2 separate regions of the Homo sapiens genome follow, and region 1 is linked to region 2. Evidence: read pairs that join two places in POLR2A ChIA-PET (ENCODE). Cell type or tissue: Caco-2. All regions are shown on one strand. Each heading gives the region's core, and the rest is flanking DNA. Links, peaks and the distances in the headings are about the cores only. Region 1 overlaps LOC105372112 (a long non-coding RNA gene). Region 2 overlaps ACAA2 (acetyl-CoA acyltransferase 2).

What was found. ChIA-PET counts read pairs that join two places held together with the same protein. Peaks named below come from ENCODE experiments on the same cell type or tissue, not always from the same donor. Only the 100,000 strongest peaks of a DNase experiment are listed, where the experiment ranks them.
Region 1: POLR2A ChIA-PET joins it to region 2 with 5 read pairs; 2 of 35 experiments call an interaction of 5 or more read pairs at or near these places.

Annotation. Positions count from the first base shown.
Region 1 is chr18:49,729,812-49,732,622 of GRCh38, reverse strand. The region is part of intron 3 of LOC105372112 (a long non-coding RNA gene); the gene reads right to left. Among named protein-coding and RNA genes, the nearest start is that of ACAA2, 82 kb to the left of the region's middle. In Caco-2, for the core only: no CTCF peak of the experiment used is centred there; DNase peaks (open chromatin) are centred at 452 and 1,552; H3K4me3 peaks cover 752 bases.
Region 2 is chr18:49,805,726-49,808,536 of GRCh38, reverse strand. The region is part of intron 1 of ACAA2 (acetyl-CoA acyltransferase 2); the gene reads left to right. Among named protein-coding and RNA genes, the nearest start is that of ACAA2, 6.4 kb to the left of the region's middle. In Caco-2, for the core only: no CTCF peak of the experiment used is centred there; no DNase peak of the experiment used is centred there.

The DNA.
Region 1 (2,811 bases), core at 11-2,510, 76 kb after region 2:
TCAGGGGCTGCAGGGCTGGGTGGGCAGGAATGCAGGAGGGAGGCTGAGCAGCTCAGCCAGGGTCATATCAAGGGTCTAATGAAGTCTCCCCATATCTGGTCCTATCTCAGTTTTCTGAGCCCGACAAAGTAGACGTAATACTTTCTTATTCTCCATATAGAAATCCTTAGGTATATAAACACAAATGCCAAAGCCCAAAAATATGCATTTTAGAATACTCAGCTCTTCTCCAAGTTAAAAAACCCAGGGTGGCCTATATGGCCAAATGGCCCTGAGCTCATCCCCTGAGGAACTGATTCAAGCTTCTCTACAGGAGCCACTGTGCACAGGCAAGAACTAGCCTGTGGCGAAGGAAGCCAAACAGCCAGTCACCTAAGCAAGGTCAACAAAGGCTGGGGGAAAGCAGTCATTGCTCAGTAGTGTCTTGCCTCCAGCCTCACTCTCATCATTCAGAAGCCTGCTCCAGTGTCCCCTCCCCTTCATAGCTCCCTCACCTCCCCAGACTGAATTCCTTCTTCCTAGGTATGTTTCTGGGCCTTGCATGGACTTGCATAAGTACACATATCACTGTGTCTTATGGTTCACTTAATAACATGTTCTGAGTCTGTAAATTCCTTGAAAGCAGGAACTATGTCCTAATAATCTTTCTCTCGCACAACATAACACAGGGCTTGGTATACAGTAGAAATTCAATAAATATTTATTCAACTAGGCTGAACTTTGGGATCTGGCAAGAGATGCATTAGATGACCATGACGATCAAAAGAACCATGGCTGAAGAATAGGAGTGGAAAATAACTACCGGGGGATGGCCGATTTGGCACCCCAGTGCCAAAGCTACAAAGAGAGAAAATCTGACTCAAATTCGTTATATGAAAAGAATTTCTCATGACTAAAAAGTCCCGGGAGAACTTCAGGTGAAGCTTGATCTGTGAGCTCAAACAATATTACCAGGATTCAGTCTGTGTCTCCTGTGTTTATTCTCTGGGCTGTCTTTATTCTCTGTCTCTATGTGGGGCAAGAGTTGCATGGCAGGTCCAGGCCCTCACTGTCCAGGTTTGTGCATAGCTAGAAAGACCATGTGCCTTACTCTCAGTAAGTACAGGAAAAGTGGCATTGATTATCACCAGCTCTGCTGAAATACTTTCCACCCGGAACCAATCACAGCAGCCAGGGGAATGGGATATTCTGATTTTACAGCTGTAAGATAAAGATGATGGCCAGTCTGCAAGTACTGTGCTCATGGCAAATCATGTGACTCACTCTCTGGTACAAATGGGCCCCCTGCAAGTTTAAGCAGGGGACTGTGGTTCAAGAGTCATTATCAGGCACCCCAGCTCTGCCCGTAATTAGCATGTGAACAGGGCAAGTCACTTCACACAGCTTCCCAGACTTCGATCTCCTTATCTCTGTGGGACCCTCTCCAGTGATCTCTCTTGGAAAGATTACTTGCCAAGCTCCACCCTTCCAGCAACAGCACCCTGAAGGCCTGTCTGCCCTAGTTCCTACCTTTGCCCCAGCAGCTCCTCTGGCCATTCCCACCTCCAGCCGCAGGTGTCTGACCACAGATGTCACCTGAGCCTGGAGCCTGGGCATTTGCATTTGGGTTTCTGTCCCTCTGGATTCCAGGAGTCACTGCCCATCCCAAAGGCCTCGGGCCCTGAGGAGCACAGCCTCACGCAGGAGAATTTCCAGGTGAAGGAGGCTTTATTTACACAGCACCTACACTGAGCCACTGGAAAATTGTCTGAGATTTTTTTGACTAAGGAGCAGACAGAGGGAGTGCAATAAGTTTGAGAATGTCAGGTTTGATCCAGGAAGACACCAGACCATGGGAGGCAGCAACATGCAACAAGCTATATTCGGTGGCACTTGGACAGTGTGGAAGGAGACGGTGTGTCCCTCCCGGCAAGGGGCCTTCTGCAGCTGGCAGGCAAGACCACCACCCAGAAGGGGAGTAGGGCTAGGGTTGGGGAGCTCCTGGGGAAGAAAGGGGAGTTGTCCGGGTGATGTCCCTCCACAAGGTGGGGAGTCCCTGGGTCCAAGAGCTCTGAAGGGCAGCAGCGATGTGGAGTCCTTCACAGCCACAGGGTTTGTCTTATCCATGGTCAGCAGATGTTGGAATATGCAAAATAGGTAGGCTCTAAATGGCCAGAAATACAGATGCTCCCCAACTTACGATGGGGCTGCCTCCTGACAAGCCCATCATAAGCTGAAAATGTCTAACCCCATGGAAGGTCAGAGAGCGTACCGAATGCACAGTGCTTTTACACCATTGTAGAGCTGAAACATTTTTAACTGAACCATTGTAAGTCAGGGACCATCTGTATGTTTATTTGGATGATATTCCAAGCAATTGGATATGTAAGAATTTGAGTTTAGCACTGGCTGGCTTTGGGCTAATGGTCCTAGCCTGCTGTGAATAAATGAACAAGACAGGAACATGTTAGGCCAAGCCACTGAGGCCACACTTGGCCCGTTCACATAACAGTGAGATGCAGCTGAGCGAGTATGTCTCCCAGATGTGGGTCCCCCACCAGCCAGGCATGTGTAGAACCCCCATCAGATAAATTGAAATTATCCCCAGAAAACTCAACCCTCCAGGGCCTGAGGAAGTTCCCACTGTGATTTTCTTTCAAGGAATTAAGTAAACAATAATCCTTTAAGTATGAGTGGAACTTTATCTTTTTCAAAGCCCTTTCATATTTGCTTCTTGCAACACCCTCTGACAGAATCAAAATAGGAATGCCCCACGCCCCCACCCTTCACAGATGGGGACATAGGCTCAGACATGTGAAAAGGACACTTGGG
Region 2 (2,811 bases), core at 254-2,753:
TTTGTACTCTTTCTGTTTCTCAGACCGGCCGACACTTAAGGAAAATAGAACCTACACTGAAATATTGGGGGGCGGGTTCCCATGATAGGACATCGTGGTTGCCTTCAAGTTTTAACAATTAGGAATAAACATTTGTTTGCAGGTTTTTGTTTGAACATAAGTTTTCAAATCATTTAGGTAAATACAAGGAACCTGATTGCTGTATCATACATATGGTTAGGTGTGTTTAGTTTTATAAGAAACTGCCAAAGTGTCTTCCAAGCTGGCCATACCATTTGCATTCCCACCAGCAGTGAATGAATTTCTGTTGTTCCACATCCTCACCAGTGTTTGGTGTTGTCAGTGTTTGGGATTTTAGCCTTTCTAAAATCCAAAAGACTAATAGTTGTGTAGTAGTATCTCATTGTTTTAATTTGCAATTCCCTAATGACATACAATGTTGAGCATCTTTTCATATGCTTATTTGCCATCTGTATATCTTCTTTAGTAAGGTATCTGTTCAGATCTTTTGCCCATTTTTAAATTGGGTTGCATGGGTTTTTTTTTTTTTTTTTAATTGCTGAGCTGTAAGAACACTTTGTATGTTTTGGATACCAGTCCCTTATCAGTTAGGTGTTTTTATAAATATTTTCTCCTAGTCTGTCGCTTGTCTTTTCATTCTCTTAACAGCATCTTTTGCAGAGCAGAGGTTATTTATTCATTTGTTTTTAGAGGGTCCCGCTCTGTCACCCAGGCTGGAGTACAGTGGTGTGAACACGGCCACTGTAGCCTTGACCTCCTGGGCTCTAGCAGTCCCCTTGCCTCAGCCTCCCAAGTGGCTAGGACCACAAGCACACACCACCATGCTTGGCTGATTTCTTAATTTTTTATAGAGACAGGGTCCCATCATGTCTCCCAGGCTGGTCTCAAACTCCTGGGCTCAAGCAGTCCTCCCACCTTGGCCTTCCAAAATGCTGGGATTATAGGCATGAGCCACTGCACACAGCCAGAAGTTTTCTATTTTAATGAAGTCCAACCTAAGTTTTCCCTTCATGGATCCTGCTTTTGGTGTTAGATCTAAAAAATTATCACCAAACCCAAAGCCATGTAGATTTTTCTCGTATGTTCTAAGAGTTTTGCATTTTATATTTAAGTCTATGATCTCTTTGTTTTTGTTTCTGTTTTTTTAGATAAGAGATCTCACTCTGTCACCCAGGCTGGAGTGCAGTGACTTGATTGTAGCCCACGGTAGCCTTGAACTCAGCCTCCTGAATAGCTGGGACTACAGGCACATGCCACTATGCCCAACTAATTTTTTACATTTTTTAGAGATGGGGATCTCGCTATGTTGCCTAGGCTGGTTTCAAACTCCTATCCTGACACAGTCCTCCCACCTCAGCCTCTTGAGTAGCTGAGATTATAGGCTTGAGCCACAGTGCCCAGCCCACTATCAAAGTTGACGCATTTTTGCCTGGATTCATTTTGTTTGGTATATAGATGTTTTGTTGTTCCAGCACTGTTTGTTGGAAAGACGATCCTTTTTCCAGTGAATTGCCTTTCCTCCTTTGTCAGACCTTGAGGTTCTGGCTTTGTTTTTTAATCTTTTTTTTTTCATCTGTTCTTCAGATTGGTTAATTTCTATTTATCTATCTTCAAAGTCGCTGAATTTTTCTCCTTTCATTTCTATTTTGCTGTTAAGCCCATCCAGGGAATTTTTTATTTCAGGTATTTTCCAGTTTTGGAATTTCCATTTTGGATTTTTATAGTATGTATTTCTTTACTGAGATGTCCTATGTTTTATTAGGAGCATATTTTCCTCTACATCCTTGAGCATAGTTGTAATAGAATGCTATTTTAAAATCCTTGTCTGCTAATTTCAGTGTCTGGGTCTTCTTGGGATTGGTCTCTGTTGATTGTCATATTTTTTGTTTCCTCATATGTGGATTAACTTTGAATTATATTATGAATATTGCAGATGGAACATTGTGGAGACTGGATTCTGTTATAATCCTGCAGACAGAACTGACTTATTGATTGGTTGGCTATTTATTTTTTGTAGACAGTTACTTTGCCTACAAAATCACCCCCATGCACCCCCGTGATAAACTATGTCTCCCCTTGTAGTGGGCAGCAGCTTAAATCTAAGTTCAGTTTTTTAAGGCTTGGCTTAGGTGCTTGTGGTCTGACCTACACATGAATGGCTAAGGAGTCAGCCAAATATTTGGGCAGAGTTTATATGTGAAATTTGGAATCTCGCTCTATGGTGCTCCTCTTTCCCAGATTCTCATTCACTTTCTAGTGGCTGTGCTTACCATGAATTTTATTCTCTGATTCTTCAAGCCAGTAAGACTGTTTCTGAGTTCTAGCCATTCCATGCATCATGGACTGTTAGTCTTCAAGTTAGTTGCTATAAATAAATTGGACACTTACCCTGTTCTGTTCCCTTCCTCTAAGTATCAACTCTTCTCCTTACCTGTCTAGTTTTGTTCATTTCCAAGACCGTCAGGTAGTAGTTGTTCTTATATATTGTCTGGAGTTTTTCATTGTTATCTGTTGGAGGGTTGGTCAGATAGGAGCATAGTAGGCCATGACCAGAAGCAGAACTAATGAAATTAGGAAGAAGGCATGGAAAGAGGAAAGAAGAATGAAATAAAGCAACCACTGATAGGCCAGGTGCAGTAGCTCATGCCTATAATCCTAGCAGTTTGGGAGGCCAAGGTGGGAGGATTGCTTGAGCCCAGGAGTTCGAGACCAGCCTGGGAAACATAGCAAGACCCCATCTCTACAAAAAAAAAAAAGAAAAAAAGGTAAAAATTAGCCAGGTGTGGTGGC